Linked DNA regions of Mus musculus: region 1 is linked to region 2. A link is a loop called in an ENCODE intact Hi-C map of the cell type or tissue named here. Cell type or tissue: left cerebral cortex. All regions are shown on one strand. Each heading gives the region's core, and the rest is flanking DNA. Links, peaks and the distances in the headings are about the cores only. Region 1 holds the start of Serp2 (stress-associated endoplasmic reticulum protein family member 2). Region 2 holds the start of LOC115485926 (a long non-coding RNA gene).

Region 1 (10,319 bases), core at 1,005-9,004, 180 kb after region 2:
AGCTGAAAGTGACTGAAGTACCAACTCGATGCGGCCATTTCCTGTCAACTACACCCAACCACACTGAGGGACTGGCCACTCACAGCACGATCTCCATGGCCTCTCTCCTCCGTTCCCCTGAAGGACGAGCTGAAGAAAGGCCATTTGTTATCAATGCCTGATTTGTCTGCTACACTTATCAAGCATCCCAGATGTGTAGGTGGGGTTGTTCTCACCTGTATTAGAGTTCTTGTGTGCTTACCAACAAACCCTGGGCAATAGAAGCAAAGGAGGAACGGATGGATTTCAGGTAGCAGAGGAATAACTGTTGGGGACTCACCACCATGGCTGCAGGAAGCCTGTTGCCAGCACCAAGAGGAAGTTTTAAATGCCCCCCCCTCTCTTTTTTATCACTGGATCAAGAATTCAAGTTTGAAATGGGAGTATTTAATAACTGGTCCTAGCTGTCAGGGATTGAGAGACCAAATGTATTTCCTTATGCTCTGTAGTGGGAGGGAACATCCCAAGAATCACATAGTAGGGGAGGTTCACACATACTCTGCTGCAGAAAAATGTCAGGCATCCTCTACATCACAGCTCAACAGGACAGCATCTGGGTCCTTGGATGAAGCATCGTTTCTTTTTAAGATGGGTAAAACCCAGTCTCTCATAAATCCAGTGGGGGCAGATTTCAGTTTCATGTGCATTGGCTTGTTAGGAATTCTTCTGTAAAGGCTAAAATTCAAAGTTAAATACCCATAAGGCTTTAGAGGTTGTAGTTGAACACAGCATGGTGCTGACACTTGACAAAAATTCCTGCTGGCAGCACGGACAAATCCAAGGAACTCAACTCTTATCAACGTCTCCCCAAAGTGCAGAACAGCTCCACACTTGGCTCCTTCTGAGCCCAGTTGTTACTGTGGAGTCGATGCTGGGATCCAGCTCCTGACAGAGCACCTAGGTTATGGGAGCCGCTGCAGCTTCTGGCTTAAGGGAGGCTGGAGGCGGAGCACAGAAAGAAGAGCATCCATGAAAAGAGGGGACAACTTTCCACGGCCAGTCATGAGGCTCCTTGGGCAATAAGCAGAAATGAGATCAGTTATGGCGCTGGCCTGACTCAACAGGACAAAGGCGGGGTGGGGGAGGGGTAAAGCAAGGGAAGGGACAGTCACAATAGGACGTTTTCTCATTCCAGAACCAGGAACTCCACTGACAGAAATTATACAAATTTCACTAGCAAGAACCTAATTCCACTGTAGTGATAGAGCAAAGCCCTGCAATTTCATACTCAGCAGGACTTTCTGACAAATGAGAAAGGGGGACTGCTTCAACACTGGCAAGCAAAGTTTGGAGTGGACACCAGCCAAGTGACCCCTAATTCAACTCAGCTCGGATATGGATGCCATAAACCAGGAGGTATCGTTCAACCCCACAGGTTAAGGCCTCAGTCTCTAAGCCTGCCCTGCTTCAGATGCCAGATCCCAGTCAGTATAATCTGTGCATCTAAAGCAACAGGGGACAGACTGGGGCTCCCATGGTTCAATGCGATCTGATTAATATGATGGTTCGTTTGATTATGAACCTGACATGGCCTAGAATTATCTCGAAGACAAACCACTGGAAGTCTGTGAGAGACTTTCTAGATTTGGTTAACTGAAGTGGTAAATATCCAACCTAACTGTGGGCACCACCATTCCATGGGCTATGATTCCAGACACAAATAGAGGAGAAACCCCACAGACAGTTGCATTGTTCATTGTTTCTTTCCCAGATGTTGTGACCACCTTCCTCAAACTCCTGCTGCCAGGACAGCCCGCCATGATGAATTATCCTTCAACTGTGAGCCCAGACAAACCCTTCTTTCTAATGTCTTCGGGTATTTGGTTGTAGCAATAAGAGTAACTACAACAAGCAGTTTGCTAGAATGTTTCAGCGAGCTCAGGAAAACACTGAGCATATGTTATAAAGGTTTCACAAAGCAGCAGACTGAAGAGGAACAAAGGTCAGGGTTAAGGGGATCAGGCCAGAGTTTCCACACCTTCTGGGAGCCTACCCACGCTTGGCCACCCAGTGGCTCACTCAATGAAATCTTTTAGGGATTCTATAAAGTCTTTATTATTCTGATGTGGTTGATTGCTTCATTGGCCTGGTAATCAACTCAACTCTTGGCCCTCCTTCCTTCCCTAGAGGTTGAGAACAGGACCAAAAGTCTTGTTTTTCTTGTAGAGTAGGGTCTTCATATACAGCCTAGGCTGGACTTCAACTAGAGATTCCCCTGTGTTGGCCTCCAAAATATAGGAGTCGATAGTCATCACCATCCTCTGCTTCTGTTTGGACTTCTGAAGGGACTCTACAAATAGGCAGGTTGATGACAGATATGTGGGTAGGTACACAGACAGACAGACAGGCAGGCAGGCAGTAGAAAATGTGGGAGTGGAGGACTTTTCACTGGACTTTTTACTGTGGACAGGTCCTCAATTTAATAAAAACTAATTCAAAATGTCATAAAGTAGAAATTAAAGGAGTAAGATTGTTCCCTAACACACAGAAAACAACGAACAAGAAATAATAATCTTTCCTCAATACGGTTGGCTGCCTCTGTGGAGCGAGGAACACCCTGCTTCCAGTCCAGAAGTGGAAACTACCTATCAGCCTCACTTCTCTGAATGTCCCCTAGAGCCTGGGCTCTGGTCAGCTTCGGTGAGAATTTACCCTGCTTCTGCCCAGTTACTGAAATAAGTGAGGGACAGGCAGAAGCACCTGTGGGTCTTATACAATAGCCCCCCCTGCTCAGGAAACACTTCCCCTACTTAAACGCCAGTGGTGGTCTGTCGTTGGTCCTCTGAGGCGGCGACACGAACGACACAGACACCAAGTTGGGTTCAAGCAGCAACTTTACTCAGGCTTTTTCTTTTACAGCTCTCTTCCCCAGCAGCTTCTTCTTAGGGCAAGGGCTAAAACAACTCCTATTACAACAGCTTCTCTTCTAGTACTTCTACTCACGGCAAGGGCTAAAACTCCTCTCTTCACTATTTGCACAGACTCACCTCCTTCTAGCTCCACCCCACCTCATCCAATCAGAATTCACACACGCTCCAGGCACGAGCTCAGGTCGTTCACAGATAGGCTGACAGGTCCTGACCACAAGGAACAGTCCAGCCTGGCAGGCAGCCCACGCATGCAGCCTCACTGTGCATGCTCTGGCAAGGCAGTAAACAAGTGGGTTTCACGGGTCCTGCAGCCGCACCGCTCCCCACAGTGGTCCTTAAAATCAGGGACCAGAATAGGTCAGACTTAAGTGGTCCTGTGATGTTGGTGGCTGCTCATACTGTTAATGAAGCCAGTAGCTGCTCATTCAAGTGAAGAGATTTCTAACCAGTTGATAGAAGGGTATATTGGCTGGTTTTGTCTAACTTGACCCAAGCTGGAGTCTTCAGAGTGGAAGGAGCCTCCGTTGAGAAATGAGACTATGAGCTCCAGCTGTAAGGCATATTCTTAATTACAGATTGAAGGGGAGGCCCCAGCCCATTGTGGGTGGTGCCATCCCTGAGCAGGTGGGCCCAGATTCTATTAGAAAGCAGGTTGAGCAAGCCAGAAAAAGTAAGCCAGTCAGCAGCACCCTCCACAGCCTCTGCATCAGCTCCTGCTTCCAGGTTTCTGCCCTGCTTGAGTTTCATCCCAACAGAAACTCTAAGATAAACCGTATCCTAAAGAGCTCTTCCTAGCTTTCTACCCACATAAGAAATTCTACCCATACCAGAGCCTATTGAAGCATCCTCCAGGCACAGATAGATAGGATCAGAGATGCATCCGACATATCTGGTCTACACAGCTCTCACTCCTTACCCTTGAGTGCTATTTTGTATTGTCCTAACCCTGGACCACCTCTTCCCACTTCTCCAGATGTCCCTCCTGAGCTCCAAGGAGCCATATTTGTTGAGGAAAGATAAGCGGTTCAGCCCCCACTCCTCCCCTAGCTAAATCTCGGGGTCAGCATCTGGATATTCAAATATTGATTTTTGTCCTTTCACTGCAGAGAAACTCCCAATGCTGTCTGGGAGCTCACACTTAGTACCCCATAGAACAGGGATGCCTGAAGGTCCAAGATGCCCCAAGACAGTAGTGGTGGTGGGGCAGTGGGGGATAAGAGTCCAAGCCTGGTCAACACTTTGGTTATGGGCAGTGGCCATCCATTCTTCCTGTACTGTAGGCTCATGAACCCTTTGCCCTCTATGCACTCAGTGGTTTCTGGGGCAATCTGCTAGTGTGATGACCACCACTGCCAAGGTGAGGTCTGGTCCAACTCCACCCTCATCCACATTTTTCAGGGACCAGAAAGAGGCTTCTTGGCTCTTCGTCCCATGTCACAAAGGGTCTCTTTTTGCACAACCCAACTTGCCAAGTGGGGTTTCCTCAGACACCTAAAGGGCAGGTTCTTTTGGGGTGTTTCCCAACAGTACTACCCAAACCTGGCCAGGCTCAGCTCTGAGACTCAGCGCTCGATGCCTAGGGTCTAGCCTTCAGCTTGAAGCACCAGCGCCCCAATCCCTGCCTGTCCCGAGGTGGTCAGGAAACAGTCAGAGGTCACCAGGCTGGGTGCGGCTGCGTCCCCACCCCCCACGCACGCACAAACGCCGGGTCGCCCGAACCCTATGCCCCGCAGCGTTCGATCTCAGGACCCGGACACCCCGGGCCACGGTGCCCTTGGGCTTGGCGCGCGGCGCTGTGTCAGCGCCCGCCTCTCGCTTCCCGCCTCCTGCCTCGGTGGCCGCGCAGGGTAGGTAGCTGGGGGGACCGGAAGGATGGCGAGGAAGTCGGAGAGGGTTTCCTGAGATGAGAGATTACTTCCGTCCGCGCGCTGGCCTCTCTCTGGAGCCGGCTGGCTGGGGCTCCGGGAGCGGGGTGCGCGGGGCTCGGCCGTGCCTTGCCACCTGCAGCGCCCGGGCAAGCCGCGGGGCGCTGCGGCTACGGCTCACCCCGGCCATCGTTGCAGGTGGGAGTCGAGAGCATCCCCAAGCGCCCAAGCCATGGTGGCCAAACAGCGGATCCGGATGGCTAACGAGAAGCACAGCAAAAACATCACCCAGAGGGGAAACGTAGCCAAAACCCTGGTAAGGCGGGGGCGGCGCCGGCCGGGCCGAGCTGGCAGGACCCGCGGGGCGGAGCGGGGCGGGGCGGGCGGGCCGTGGGCTCGGAGCCAGGCCTCCCGGCCCCTCCTCCGGGGTCCCGCAGGCTGGGGGACCCAGCGGGGCTCTGGGGGGCGCAGACTGCTCTGCTTTCTCGTGGGCGGAGAGGGCTCTGGTTGGTGGAGACTCCCCAAGAGAAGGAGCCATCGTCCTTGAAAAAGGCTAAAAGCTGCATCTTAGGGGCCAGTGAAGCCAACTGGGCTGGGAGCCTACTAAGTGAATGAATGAACGAAAGGATGAACGAATGATAGAATGCCACTTATCCACAGCTTCCAGGCTCCGCCCCTGGACTCTCTCCCCACCCCCATGCTAAGATTTTTCTTTCCACCCTTTTTGTGATCGTCTGTCTCTTCTCCCTGTGTGTGTGTGTGTGTGTGTGTGTGTGTGTGTGTGTGTGTACATATATATTATATATATGGTATAAAAGTAGGGCGTGAGATTCCGAGCTACATTTCTCTTCACCCTCCTCTTTCTCTTGCAAACTGAAGCCGCCTCAGCCAAAGCTGAGTGCATCGTTACTGCCTATAATTCACCGTATGGATTCTGGCGCATTATGATGCTGTAACTGTAGCGACCAGCTTAGTGCCCGAGGTTCTTTGCTCCCAGACTGTGTATTAAAGCTTTACCCCTGGAATCTTAAGTAAACTGTGTACCTTAAGTGCAGAGATTTCCTTTAGGAAACCAAGTTATCTGCTCCAGAAAATGTCAGGCCTGTGACTTTGAACCATCCAAGGCTTGTGTGGGTTTGCATCGTTGCGAAGAACTGGTTTGCAAAGGCGCCTGGAATCTATTAGCCCATACGATTATGGGGAAGTCCAGCCGAAGCTTGGGTTTGTCTGGAAACGCAGACTTGATGAGGCAATGCCTTTTAGCAAAGAAATTATGTTGGTTTGATTAACTGAGGGGAAAAGCTGGCTGTGTAGTCATCACACCGGAATTCTTGTTAAACCAAGCAGAATTGTGGCAGAGAAGCCATGGCGTCAAACTACTCAGAGCTTTGTACACAGCCCCAGGCTGAGGTAACCCTTAAAATTCCTTCTTTTGGGGAACTAGAGCATTTAGCTATGATTGGAGGGGACAAAATGCCAAGGCGCCATAGAATGGGAACCATATTTTTCGCAGGAATCTGTTTCCCCTATGAGGTTTTATTACTGGGTCAGGGCAGGGAGCCACTGCCCAAGTTGGCATTAAAGGCAATTATTTTATGCTCAAAGTAGATCATTTCTTCCTTCTCAAGGTGGCAGACCTATTTGCTGACATAGTGGAATAAGCAGCTGTGGCTCTTTCTAATGAACGAAGGAATCTGAGTTCAGATGTAAAATGAAGCCGGGCAGTGGTATTGCACGCCTTTAATCCCAGCACTTTGGAGGCAGAGGCAGGCAGATTTCTGAGTTCGAGGCCAGCCTGGACTACAAAGTGAGTTCCAGTACAGCCAGGGCTACACAGAGAAATCCCATCTCGAAAAAACAAAAAACAAAAGAGATGTAAAATGATCTCAGTTGACAGCTTATGTGAGGGCGAGGGCAAGGACACCAAGAACTAATTTGCAGGGCTATTTTCTCCATCAGCCTCTGTGAACTTGAGAGAATGTTGAGGGCCTAAAACAAAGCAAAAAAAAAAAAAAAATTGTTGGCTTCAAAATAAGAAAAGAAGATGGTAAACCGCCGTGGAGTGGATATAACTCACCATCTGCAATCCAACTCAACATTTCCAGCTACATTTAAATTATATTTAATGTATGGCATAAGTGCACTTGACAGGTTCTGCTATACCATGGATGGCCCTCCTCAGCAGTGCCTGGCGCCTCTGAGGACCTGTAATTGACCAGACTTAATTCTGTAATGAAAGGCTTCAAAACCATGCCCCAATAGATGTTTGTTTTCAGTTGTTTTGAAGGGTCTTTCGGTTAGCCGTATTGTAAGTGTATCGGCATCCAAAAAGAAAATAAAATTTCTCTCTGTAAATCCTGAATCTTGTTGTTTTAATTACAAGTCCAACATGGTTATACTCTGGTAGAAGTTGCTAGGTTATTTCTCTGTCAGTGAAGGGAGCCAATTCAAGTCAGATTAGATTTGATTAAAGGCAGGCTTACTCAGAAGGTGTTCTTGGGCGAGTTCACTGGCCCCACAGAAGGAGGCTACGGAAGTCACCATGGGGTGGTGGGGAGAGGAAGGGTGCACACAGAAGAAAGAGAGGGAAACAGAGAGAGGGGAAACCAAAATGTGTGGATAATATATAGGGAAGAGCCTCTGGGAGAAGGACAGCCCTGGCCCAACCTCTGGGCTGGCAGGGTTGGGGGCAGGTTATGCCAGGTAGGGATTGAAGGATGCTGGGAGACCTGGAGGCCAGGTCTGCTTTGATATGTAAAACATGCTCCTCAGTCCCTTGTCCCCTTCTGAGGCCAAACAGGAGTAACTAATTCTGGATAGACTTAAGTAAATGGGAACAGTTTTGCAAGTTCCAGTTGAAAAACCAAGCTCACTGTCAGCCTCTGTCACTGTATGTGGGCAGATTAGCTAATGGCTTTGGGTAAATGAATGTTTTTCTCCCAGATAGCAGATTGAGACAAGAAACAGAAATGGCAGGGCTGTTTGGGGATTGGACAGTAGAAAATCCTCCACAGTGAAATGGACTTCAGATTGTAGGGTTCTGAGCTGCCCAGCAAGGGTTTTATCAAAGAAAAAGACAGCCCTTCATGTGTTGGGCCCTCATGTCTGAGGTGAGCCTTGCTCTTTACAGAATCGCTGTAGAAAATCTTTTCCTCTGTCTTTTGCAGCAGTATAATGGTGCTTGTGTGACTTGTCCCAGTGGGGTTGTACTGGTACCCTTTCCAGGAAAAATTATGACTCTCTGAAGGGGATGTACTGGTGTTATGATCAGCCGGGTGTTCCAGAGCTCTGAAAGCCCACAACTAATTTCCATTCACTGGGGCATGTCATCCAAAAGGGTTTTGTATTACATACACCGGGCTACAAGACGTCTAATTTGTGTTAAACTGTAGGTATAAAATACAGGACTCCATTTGGCATCCTTAGTAGCCCAGTGATTCATATAGAGATTCGTGGATTCCCTTATTGGCTTTGCTGGGAACAGAGCTGAGGTAAATCTTTTCATAATGTGCTGTGAGTTCCAACAGTGGCAATGGAATTGGTGTCTGGGAAAAACTAGGACAGTAAAGTTCTAGAAGAGAGCAGGCAAGGGCCAATGTCAGACTCTGCTCAAGTGACTTTAAAATCTCTGTTGTTTGCTTGATATGAGTTTAGCCTAATCTTACGTGACACACTAAAGCTATACTGTGAAATTCTTAAAGAAGTGCTGGGTTCTTTTCTGGTCCAAAGCAACGACCTATTATATTATGACTCCCCAGGAAGTATGCTGGTCAAGGCCAAAGAATGAGTGGCTTTAATCTTTAGTCAAAATAGACCTGTGGTTGACACATTGATCTCTACTTCAGTATCTAGTAAGTAAAATACAGAGAAGACCCACTCATTACCGTCAATTACGAAGTCTTACTAAAAGGACAGCTGAGTGTGTCATTCAATTGGTAGACTTGCTTGTACAGCATATAGGTAGCCCTGAACCTCATCCCTAGCACCATGTAAAACTGGGAATGCTGTCGCATGCCAGTAATTCTGTTCGAGGACAACCTGGACTAGAAGAAAGCCTGTGTCAATAAATAAATAAATAAATAAATAAATAAATAAATAAATAAATAAATGGGCAGTAATCTTTGTAGACTCACATTTTACCTGACCTGGACTAGAAGAAAGCCTGTGTCAATCAATCAATCAATCAATCAATCAATCAATCAATGGGCAGTAATCTTTGTAGACTCACATTTTACCTGACCTGTGAAATCACATTTCATGAACCATGCATGCTCATTCTTAAATGAATATTTATTATCTTCTTTAAGTCTGTGACAGACTTTGCTCTGCATTGATACCTCAAAGAAACTCCTTGCCAGTCCTTGTGGGGCCTCCAGTATAGTGGAAAGATAGATATTAAACATGTTCGCTAGGGAGTCAAGAAATCTTAAGTTATAAACAAATCTCAAGAAAATGTACTTGATCATACAAATGACATGCCTGAGGCAAAAGCCTAAGAAGGTAATAGGTGATTCGAGACCTAAAAAATTGTAGCTTGATCTATCAAAAGAAGGAGGAAGAGGAAAAGGGATTCCTATGTTTTTTCAGTACTGGGGACTAAGACCAGGGCCTTGTGTGTGCTAGGCAAGTGCACTACCACTGAGCTATGTAATGAAATATGGCTGTCCTATGTGACCCATGCTGGCCTTGAATTTACTGTGTAATCTCAAATTCACCTCATTGCTGAGATTCTAGGTATGTGCCAACAGCAAATGAAGAATATTATTAAATATAAGATGGCAGTTATCAATAAATACAGCATGTCTTTGTAGCTTTAATACAAAGAACTTTTCTGGGAAGCAAATCGAAGAAGGCTTTTTCAGTTCTGTTCGAAACTTTACTAAAACTTGGCGCAACACGTCGGAAGGTTATATCGTGCACAGCAGCACCATCCATCTTCTTCTGGAACACTAGTAAGATGCACCTCCTAAATGTGTAGCTGCCAGAGCTGCATAGACACGGACGTATTTCCGCACGCACTTTATAATGTTGGGTATATATTCAAACGTTCACAGCCTTTCATTGAAACCCACAGCTTGAGTTTGTGATTTGCTCCGAAAGCAAACATTTACAGATTGTCTTTTTTTCCCCGTGTGTTTCTCTCTGCGTGCTCCTTAGCTTAGACTGACTGCAGCCTATCTTTTGCTGAAGTTATGAGGAAGCAACCCCAGTTTTGTGCCCTGCCCCATTCTTTTCTTTATTCTTTTGTTGGATAAGTCCCTGCTTTTTCTGGCATCTTCCCTAAAACTTGGGTGTGTTCCGTTCATTCATTTGGTCTTTACAGGCATCTGCACACAGGCCTAAGGGTGTTGGCAGAGGGACTATTTGTTTTATACCCTTGTGTATCTGCGAGTTTAGCTGACCACTTTGTGCTTCGGACCGGTTGCATGTGCAACCCAAGAGCTGTCTGGATTCTTGAATGAAAGACACACACACACACACACACACACACACACACACAGAGCACATCAGTTAATTTTAAATATGCCTTGACTAGCTCAAAGGC
Region 2 (10,319 bases), core at 1,153-9,152:
TCTACCATGACAGGCACTGCTGTGTCTTCTTTACTGTGGTTACCTCGGAATGATCTCAGTAAGTTTCTTGATTGTATCCATGTAGGAAGGAGAAGGAAACCAATACACTAAGAGATCCAAAGGGTGTAACTCTATTGTACACAGGTACAGTAGAGAGCATGACGTTTGATGTTTTCCTGTTTCTTTGGTTTAAGACACATCTCTCTCTATTTTGTTTTTATTTGTGGTATATCTGTGTGTGTGCGTGTGTGTGTGTGTGTGTGTGTGTGTGTGTGTGTGTGCATGTCGAGGTTGACATCGGGTTACTGTCTATCTCCATCTTACTTTTTGAGGCAGGGTCTCTCACCTAATTTAGAGCTTTTAGAGCTGACAAGTTAGGCTCTGGCCAAAGAGGCCCCCACCCCAAGGATCCTGCCTCCCAGTGCCTGGATTATAAGGCACATATTATAGCCATGCCTGACTTTTTTACATGGGTACTGAGGGTCAGAACTCAGTCCCTCACACATGCAAAGCAAGTATTTTACTAACTACTCCATCTTCTAGCCTGATTTAGTATAGTCTTACAGATCCTTGCCATGAAGGCTTATGAAAAGCATCTATGAACATTTCAATAAACATATGACATATGTTCATAGGAATGGGAGTACTGCCCACAGCACACAGTCCTGTATTCACCACCACCGCGACTGTAAATGGAAAGGAACGGTTGCATAGCAGCGGTATAGCGAGGCTTCCTGTTCATGTTTAACACCAGCATTTACAGCCAGCATCAATAATTGACGGCAAGTCAGGGCCTTACAACGGTTTATCTGTGAGCAGCGCAATCTTTCACACTGAAAACGAGTCTCCCGCTGAATAGCAGGGAGGCTTACTGAATGTTGGGAGAAGGAACCTCGGCTAACGCTGCTTCGTGACACAGTCGTCCCAGGGAGCCCAGAGAGAACAGCAAGCACCTCTTTCCTCCGGTATTTACACGGTCCCACAGAGCAGCAAACGGAAGCACGAGCAGCTCAGACTGTGTACACAAAAGCACTTGCGGCCTGCACTTAAGGGTTCAACGTTGCTTTTTACATTTTCATGGGAATTCCATACATGTCTACAACAAAATATGATCATTGCTACTCCTTCCTCAGCACATGCCCCTCCCAGCCTTGTGTCTTTCCTTTCTTTCTTGTTTTTAATAACCTACAAATTCTCTTTAGTGCTGCCCAAACGTGCATGGATTTGGGGCCACCCACTGGAGCATGGGAATTGTACCAGTGCCTTGCTTACACCCTCGGAAACGGGTGATTCTCCCTCCTCCCGAAACTGTCAACTGTAAGGGGCGGGTCCTGCACATCATCTGCCCATCTCAGCCAGAGGTCTGGCTTGGACTGGCTTGAGCTTCCGTGGGTGTTATGCCACTGAGCACAGCTGTCGTGAGTGCACAAGGCCAACAGTCACGTCTTGTCTGGAAGCCAGCGTCGAAGCTCTCCTCCCTCCCTCCAGCCCCTATAGCCCCCCCCCCCATCTCCCATCTCATGACAGTTCCTGAGCAGTGGCAACAGCAGGGAGAGTTGATATAGATGTTTATGGCTCAGCATTCAACCTCTCATTCTCACCACTTTGACCCATTATGCAACTCTCTGTTGGCTACTGCTCCCTACAAAACCAAACTTCTCTGACCAAGATTGGGACCGGTCCAGGTTTGTGGGTATAAACATAAAGATATAGAAGGTGATTTGACAGCATGAACATTCAGCGACATAACAATAGCAAGTTCTACCCTAGGGCCTGTGACCTCCTCAGCCGTGGGCTTTTGACCAGGAAGGACTACAGGAACAGGCAAGAAATTCATTCCTGTGGAGCAGCCTCAATTCAACCAGAAAGCAATTCGATAACCCATAACACTCGTGGTACTGTTGCACCCGTGAGTGCATCCTGCCTGGTAGGTCAGGAATACAGCATTCAAGGAAGGCACTGGGTCAAACCACTAAGCCCTTTTCTCCCTTAGGGAGGCACAGATAAGGGCTAGTGAATGTCACAGAATCAGAATGGTGACCCATGAACATGGCAAGGACAAGGACAACAGGAGCACTTCAGGAATGGCACCACACATCAAAAGAATAGACATGTGCCAGTCAAAGTGCTGGATATTAGGACCAAGTGTCTCTGCTCGTGCAGGTCCCTGCACCAAATGCTCTGCATGTCATAAGTCAATCTTTATAACAGCTCTGCCATTTGCCTCTGACAATCTGTGGCTTGTGGATGAGGATGGTAAAGCCCTGCAAGATGCTCTAAATGGCAGTTAGAGCCCAAGAGTCACATCTTCCCTAACACTCAAGCCTGCTCTCTTCTGCGATTCACCATAACGGCCCCATGCTGTAGACACAAGCAGGGGTTATTGATCATGGTGAGAAGGTAAAATAGACTTTGAGGAAACTAAACACAATGTATTTCTGAGTGTGGTCTCAATTCTTTCACATTATTTCTTTTTAATTGTCTTCACAAAGATCCAAGACAACCTATCATGCAGACCCTGCTAGCAGAAACCCACTAAGTATGGAACATAACTGGTTTACTGCTAAAGTTTCTGACGCTCACAGGGTGTCACAAGAATGTTCTCCTTGGGGAGGACGAGGCCATGTCAAACCCTCTCTCTAAGATCGCAGTGACAAGCCAGAGTCCAATTACACCAAGGTTTCCCTAGTCCCTCGAGCCTAGGCCAGTGGCTATCAACCTTCCTAATGCTGAGGCTCTTTAATACAGTTCCTCATGTGCTAGTGACCCCCTAATATAAAATTATTTTGTTGCTACTTCAAAACTGGTTTTGTTTTGCAACTGTTTCAAATAGTAATGTGAATATCTCGTATGTGACTCCTTTGAAAGAATTGTTTAACACCCACCCCGAACCCAACCCACACACATACACACTAGGGGTCAAGACACACAGGTTGAGAACCACGGCTCTAGGCCCTCTGTGGTTCCCTAGGACAGTACAATTAGGGAATAACTTACATTTAACTAGTTAGGAGGAATAACTGGATGCTCAGGTGAAGGTCCCCAACCCTCGTTCTATGAGGGATCCTCAACAATCAACAAAACTAATTGTGATGATCTTCTACAAGCAGACACAAACTGTCCTTATCAAGGTGCCAGGTGTTCTGCTTGTAGTACTATACAACACACGGGGTGGCTCTTTATGAAGAGCACAGCCCCTTTCATTAAGGGAGGTCAGATAAGATCTACTCCTTCCCACTTTCCAGCAGCTAAGAAGGAGTGGTCTGCTTACAGATGAGTTACTGTCCAATGGGAGACAAGACAGAGTAACTTTCAGAATAAGTAATGGGCAGACAGGAAGGGGCACATTTGGTTGCAGTACCATTTGGACGCTTAAGGTAGTTGCCATCGTTGGTACAAATTGGAAAGGTCAGTAGGGACAATTGGGATGACTCCAGAAGGAACCAAGAACTTGATGATAAATAGTGTGTCCAAGAGAAGGAGTCTCCATCGATAGCCATGGTGCAAGACAGTGTTCAGTGTCCTTTGACCCAGCCACTGAATATGAACACATAGGCAGTGGAGCCAAGGTGGCTGTGAGGGTCTAAAGCTCCCACCCAGGCTCCACCCTAACCATGGAGTCTTCGTCTTTCACATCTGTGACTTAGACTTGGTGTTTTCTTTGTTAGGGAGTAGTCAGAGCAGGTTATTACGTCAGAAAGGAAGAGATGACTCAAGACCCGTATGCCTGCAGCCCCAGGGGATAAAGAATTTCTGCATGCCTGACCCTGCCTCCGTCCCCAGCTCATCCCTGCTGTTGTAGGGCCTCTGACTCATCATAGGACCAAAGACCTAACCCTGACACCTCAGTCCTCACACTTCAGACCTGAGGAATTTTTAGCCCCAGACTTCACAGTACCCATTCCCAGCTCTGTCTCTCTGCACATTCCGAAGTCCCCACTCCCTCCAATCTGTACCAGTAGAGGGTCCATTCTATCCTCTGCAGTCTGCTCTGAGTGACTCTTTTTGTTAATGACACAAGCCTGTCATTCCTCTGTTTCTTAACTCCCAAAGCACTGTTCTAACTGGAGATCCTCTAAACATCAAGATCTAGAGTGGTTTGGGCTCCTGGTTTCAGAGGTGTCAGTACATCACCGGTAAAGAGCTTGGGTCTGGCAGAGTAGTTCACTACCTGGTGGTCAGGAAGCACAAAAAGAGGATGCCCTCCCTGTACTGGTCCTTTATGGTCACTCATTTAGAGAGGATCTTCCCCCTTATTTAATCCTCCTTGTAAATGCCTCCATAGACACACTGAGGTGTACTTGACTAATATCCCAGGGTCACCTAAATCCAATCAGCTTGACACCAAAATGAATCACTAACCTCTGTGTCCACTGATCCTAGGCTAGGGCCTGGCCTCCAGGAGACATCACCAACTGAAGTCTCCTTAGGACCCTCTAGGCTTCTTAAATCTATTGGGCACACACAGTGATGGCTGGACTTCCAGGTAGTGCTTCTGTTGTTCTCAAGCATGTTGAATCCGCTCTTTCTCAGACCCTGTGGCACCTGTCCCTGCTGGAGCCCTCTTCCAATCATCCCACAGCTCTGTGCTCCACTGGGACAGGTCCTTCTTCCCTTAACCTCCCTCTGCCAATGTCTTCTAATGGAGTTTCTTGCCTGATACATGTTATTCTCTGTATGTTGTTTATCTTGTTCACCTTGTGTCATCCTCCCAGGAGACTATGAGCCCAGGGAGATCGGGACTCTGTCTCAGTCACTGAACAGTATTCGTTTCTGACGTGTTGCTGAGCACTCAAAATACTATTTCCAAACGAGGAAAAGGAAAATAAGAATACGTTAATCAAACCTGTAGTTAGGGATGGTCAGGGTCTTAGCACCAAGTTCTTCCAACATATTCCAGAACTCCAAGCCCTGAATTACTATGATAGCATTGTGAATATCCAGTCACACAGTATCTCCCGTGAGGGAAATACAAACACAAGGAAGCCACAGCTCAGCAGATCATAGCAAAATAGCAATTGATTCCGACCCTCTCCTTTGAGTTAGAAAAACACCATTTCTTCTACATGCTCAATGTTCATTGCAGCTTAGATCTGTTGGGAGTCCAGAAACCTCTTTCACTACATATTCGATATTCAACAAATTAGCAGACTCCACAGCCTAGTGTACGTTGTTCAGTAACAACCCAAATACCATTAGTCAGACTTCCCTTCAGTCGCTGTAGCCAACAACCTGCAGTGACCACAGGATCCCAGTTCTGAGCCTTGGAACCTACTGCACAATCTCTCATTGTCCAAACAGTCTCTGACAGTCTTTTGGAGGTGACACTTAAGAGGACAATATTTGCTGTTCTAGGGTTAAGTTGTGTAAGCTGTCTGAAGTCTTCTGAGTCATGTATTCCCAAGAGAAAGGTGTCTCTTGAGATTAGCTTTCTTATTCCCACACTCCCTTATTTATAACATGTGTGAGGACCTAGCTTAAATTCTAACATCACACACACACACACACACACACACACACACACACACACCACAATCCTTTTCTTCTAAGTATATAACAGAGAGACGGGTTTAACTCTCATTTCTCCAACCTGGCATCTTTCCTTTTTTTTCTTTCTTTCCCAAACAAGAACAGGCCATCCTTGGCAGTCTCCTTACCCAGGGCCTGAGTGGATGCTGCAAGCAGACTGTAGTGCTTGGGAGAGTCACTAGGTGGCATCTAGCAAAGACACTGCAGGAAGCTTTCCCGAGTCCTCCACATTGGCTGCCATCATCTGGTGGGCGGGTTGGAGTTAATCTGCCATCTGTCTTTATTTTGCTAACTTGCTCAGTCGGACACCACACAATTGGGTTGTGCAAATGTGGCTCTCCAGTAGAGCAATTACAGAGGCTCTTTCCTAAACAGTATCGCCACCACCCAGCATTCTTCTTGCCTCTGGTGGCGCCTGAAGCATTCGGGCTCCCTTTGACTGGCTCCACTTATAGGCCTTGTTTGTTATCTTCGATGTATATGAAAAAATGGTCTGAATTCGAAGACACAACAAGGCATGGCTTTGCTTTCCAAGTTGAGCTCCTGCCAATTGACATGTTCCCATTCCATAGAAACCGCACGCTGCAGGGCTCTTCCAGAGCAGCCCACAGAGACTCCGCTGCCCGGGGTGTGAGGACATCCGATGTGTGTGTGTGTGTGTGTGTGTGTGTGTGCGCGCGCGCGCGCGCGCGCGCTGCTTAATGCCCAAGGGAGAGGTAGAAGGAACAAGTAGAGAGGCATGTGGCCAAAAAAGAAGCAAAAGGGCAAGGGAGGAGTGGGGTGTGAAGTGATATTTGCATGACCCGCCTACCTTGGCTGTGATTGGATAACCTCAGTGGCTAGGAATGATTTGCTATCTTCTATCGTCTGTTCCTTGACTCGTGCATGCATTCCCTTACTTGCTGTGTACAAAAGACCTACTACTCTCTTGTATGACGTGCTCTAGGTTCAGGGAAGGAGCTCACAGCAGTCTCTGCTCTTAGAGATGGTGATAGGGAAGATGGGGGCCGGGGCTGGGGGTTGACATATTTACCAAACAAACAGAACATGGTGTCTCTAGGAAAAGAGACACATAAGATGCCAGTTAAGCAAGGATGATACTTTCCCTTAGCTTGGGAGTCCACAAAGGCTATCAGAGGTTGATGACAATGAAGGGGATTTTACAGTAGGATTTTTGGTTTAACTGTAATGGGTTAAATATTCTGCCCTGTAGTTAGCAGATGCCAAAGTGGGGTGTGATGATTCACCAGTTTAAATAGCAAGAAGTGAAGAGTTAGGCCCAGACCCTGATTAAAACAAAGAAAAGCAAATCTCTCATCAATCCATAAACTAAAGCTTTTCCTCCCTCTTTGCTTTGTTGGCTCTTTCAACCTTTCTTCCTCTCCTCCTGCTCCTCCTGCAATCACAGGCTTTTGCTTTTATTACTCCTACCAAAATTATTTTGAAATCACCTAGCATCTGTAAGCACATTCCGTGCAAAGCCCCACAGTGTCTGCTGGTCAGCCGAAAGTGTACAGGGCATTCCTGTGCCAGGTTACATTGTTGGCTGGGTTGGGGTATTTTCTTCAGACTCCATTTGCCATCGCAACTTTTGAGTTTGGAGAATTCACAAGTTAGGAAGCACAGAAGAGGCACAAAAAGAAAACAGGAATTGTCTTCTATGTCTGTCTCCTCTTCCAGGCTGTTCATCTTTCAAGTGGGCAAACCTCTCTTCATGGCTTGCTTACAAAGCATAGAGAGCTGCTGTCTCGAAATCAAAGGCTGGCCTGGGCACCACATGTATACGACTGTATGTTAGTAACATTTCAGGCAAGGGGATAGATGAATCATGTAGGGCTTTTCTGTGTTCTTGATACACACCTATGCAATTGTAAATGGCCTGGTCTCACAGGTCTTTACTCTAAAACTTGCATAAAAAGGCATGGTGGCGCATGCCTTTAATCCGAGCACTTGGGAGGCAGAGGCAGGTGGGTTTCTGAGTTCGAGGCCAGCCTGGTCTACAGAGTGATTTCCAGGACAGTCAGGGGCTACACAGAGAAACCCTGTCTCAAAACACACACACACACACACACACACCAATATCCAGTATATATCCAAATACTATAAATATTTGAACTCAGAGTCGTTTTAAGGTCATCTTTGAAGTGAATTGTACCACCAGGAAATGTTAGGACCAATCCTAGCTATAGTTTTGCCTTCTTTATGCCTTGCCAAGTTCCTTCCTGAGGCTGACTCTGTGGGTGGGCAAGAGTGGGGTTCTCCTGAGTGAATCTGGGACCCACCAGTTAGGGCACAAAGCATTTAGAAGGCATGATGGTTTGAGCATGGAAGCATCTGCGCCCTCCCGCCTCTCTAGGATCCACTCTCCTCATGGGAGTGCTAACTTTCAGATGGCCCATGGAGATGTCATGAGAAAAAAAAAAAATAAATGGCCTGAGCTTTGGCAGACATGAGGGTCCCAGGCCTTGCCCAGCAGCCACCAGTGTCACCTTGGGCACCTCTGAGGCGGATGTTTGGTTGTCACCTTTCTCCCATTAGGTGAGCTTTGGTTACATTTGATTGAACTTACCAAACCATTCTTGTCTTTCCTTCCTCCATATGTGTGACCTGAACCCTCTTGTCTGCCCCTGTCACCCCATGGGACTCTCACCAGCCTCTGAGTGAACACTTGGCTCTCTTCCCTCACTCATCAACCATGTCTGAAACATCAGGTCCTCGGGGACCCTGACTTCTCTTTCCCCTTATGTTTTTCGAAATATGCCCTCATTTCCTGGTGTAGGCTATGAATGATCCACAGAAGACAGAGCTGGAGCCAGGGAGATGTGTGCCTGACTGTGTGTGTACTGGCCTCTTGAGTTATAGGTACGATTCTCAGTTCAACTCTATAAGAACCCTGCATGGAGGTGTGTCATTATGCTCCATCAAACCATTTCATCTGGATTTCTGCCTCTCGTAGAATCCAGTTCGATTACTGTTTCCTTTATGGCACCCCTTTGAACTTCCCAAGTGACCTTAAAGTCTGAATGCCATGTCTCTCGCACCATCCATCCTTCCACCCACCCACAACACATTACACAGCCTCTTTTCCTACCCCTAAGCCTTCCCTAAGTTGTCTTGGGGATACTGGAAGATGAGAATAGGTCCTCTTTGTTGGTTTCCTAATCTCCCGTGACTCGATGCATAAGCAGCTGCTGAACAAATCTCTACTCTACAATACCCAGTCTTTATCAGCTTACTGCAATTCTCAAGATAACTCTAAGAGATCGGCCAGTTAATAGCCAATGAAAAGAACAGGGTGTTAGGGAGTTAAATGTATTTCCACGAAGCACACAGAGAGTGTTGGAACGTGAACTCATGCAGGTTTAGGTTATGTGGTCACTGTCTGGTGTCCTACAGCTGATAGGGAATGGAATTTAGCACAGACACTTGCACAACCCAATGCTAGATAAAGACCTTCAGACTTATGAATGAAAGAATGGAAAAACAACAACAATGAAAACAAGCAAGTCTCTTCCCCCCAGTTTATGTTCATATCCTTTATTGTCATAGATGCTTCTTCAGCCCCTCTAGCCCTAATCTCATGCTGACTACCCACAACACTTCAGTAGTGCTTCGGTCCATGATCTTCTTCTTTTTCTCCCACTCCTTATCAAAGGTCTCTCAAAATTAAATCTCAAGCCAACCAGGCCTACTCTGGGCTTCTGGATCACACAGTTCGGTAACTGTTAAGTGCTCAAGCCCATCAGGAAGTCATTCACCCTTATGAGACACAGGTCCCTACAAGCATCTGTTGTGGATAGCCCTGGAGCTAATTATATTTGAGATTAACTCCGTTCTCCTGGGGGGGGGGGGGGGGCTGTGAACAAGGAATGAGTCAGCACTCTGGTGATTTCCTGTAAACCTGCTTCCCACTTTAATTTGTAAAATAAAGGAGAGCTGATGATTGGGCAGATAAAAGGGAAGGTGGAGCAGAAGGTGGGGAGAGAGAGAGAGAGAGAGAGAGAGAAGAGAGAGAGAGAGAGAGAGAGAGAGAGAGAGAGAGAGAGAGAGAGAGAGAGAGAGAGAGGAGACACAGAAGAGGAAGAAGAAAAGCAGAGCAGAAGCACATGGCCTGGAGAAACCCCAAGTTCTAAGGGGTCTCATAGATGTGGAAGATGGCAGTGTAGCAGTAGATCTGCCCAATCGAGGCCACAGCATGTAATCATATTAACTGAGTTGTGTTTTCATTGCCAGGGTATATTTGGGTTGGAGACTTACCACAACAAGCACCCATCATCCAAAGTCAAGCTATTTTATTTGCTGTCTCTGCCTCACAAGTGGCCTGTATTGCCTCCAGATTTTAAGCGAGCTGCTGTATGTTTTGAAGACCTTCTATTTATCAGGAGCTGAGCTGGGTTCTGGGAATATAGAGCTTAAAGCACTCATTTATGAAGCACATGAATTAAAGGGAGGACTGAAGTAGCGGTTCCAAGGCATCGTGGCAGGTGGCTTAGAGGAAAGCCTGGGTTGCTATGGAGACATGGTTTAGGATGTCCACCTCTGCATCCTCGATAGCCTCACCCCTAGGCTTTCTCCTTCTCTAGCCTGATTTATCTATCGCAGGATATACCTGCCCCTTCATCTGCATCTTTTAGGCAGCACCTCCCCATTTATGCAATAATAGAATGTTTTACACTTATCTCTCCTTCTTGTCCATTTTTCTGTAGGGCCGTGGGTGTGTGGGGAAGAGGAGAGTGGGAGAGAGCCCGAGTTCGGTGCTCTGGGCAGGCAGACACGGGAGGACTGCCGGA

The links. Hi-C counts contacts between places; a loop is a spot of excess contacts. Peaks named below come from ENCODE experiments on the same cell type or tissue, not always from the same donor. Only the 100,000 strongest peaks of a DNase experiment are listed, where the experiment ranks them.
Region 1: a loop joins it to region 2, with 4 times the contacts of the local background. A loop is called at or near these places in 3 of 42 quality-filtered maps.

The regions. Positions count from the first base shown.
Region 1 is chr14:76,551,202-76,561,520 of GRCm38, reverse strand. Serp2 (stress-associated endoplasmic reticulum protein family member 2) reads left to right here and starts at 4,834. Exons shown (of 3, transcript NM_001160326.1): 1 at 4,834-5,090. The coding sequence starts at 5,007. In left cerebral cortex, for the core only: a CTCF peak has its summit at 4,928; DNase peaks (open chromatin) are centred at 4,854, 5,031, 5,507 and 6,087; H3K4me3 peaks cover 2,343 bases; H3K27ac peaks cover 2,497 bases.
Region 2 is chr14:76,735,917-76,746,235 of GRCm38, reverse strand. It overlaps LOC115485926 (a long non-coding RNA gene), which reads right to left and starts at 6,393. Exons shown (of 3, transcript XR_383616.1): 1 at 5,658-6,393. In left cerebral cortex, for the core only: a CTCF peak has its summit at 5,713; DNase peaks (open chromatin) are centred at 1,210, 5,802 and 6,359; H3K27ac peaks cover 481 bases.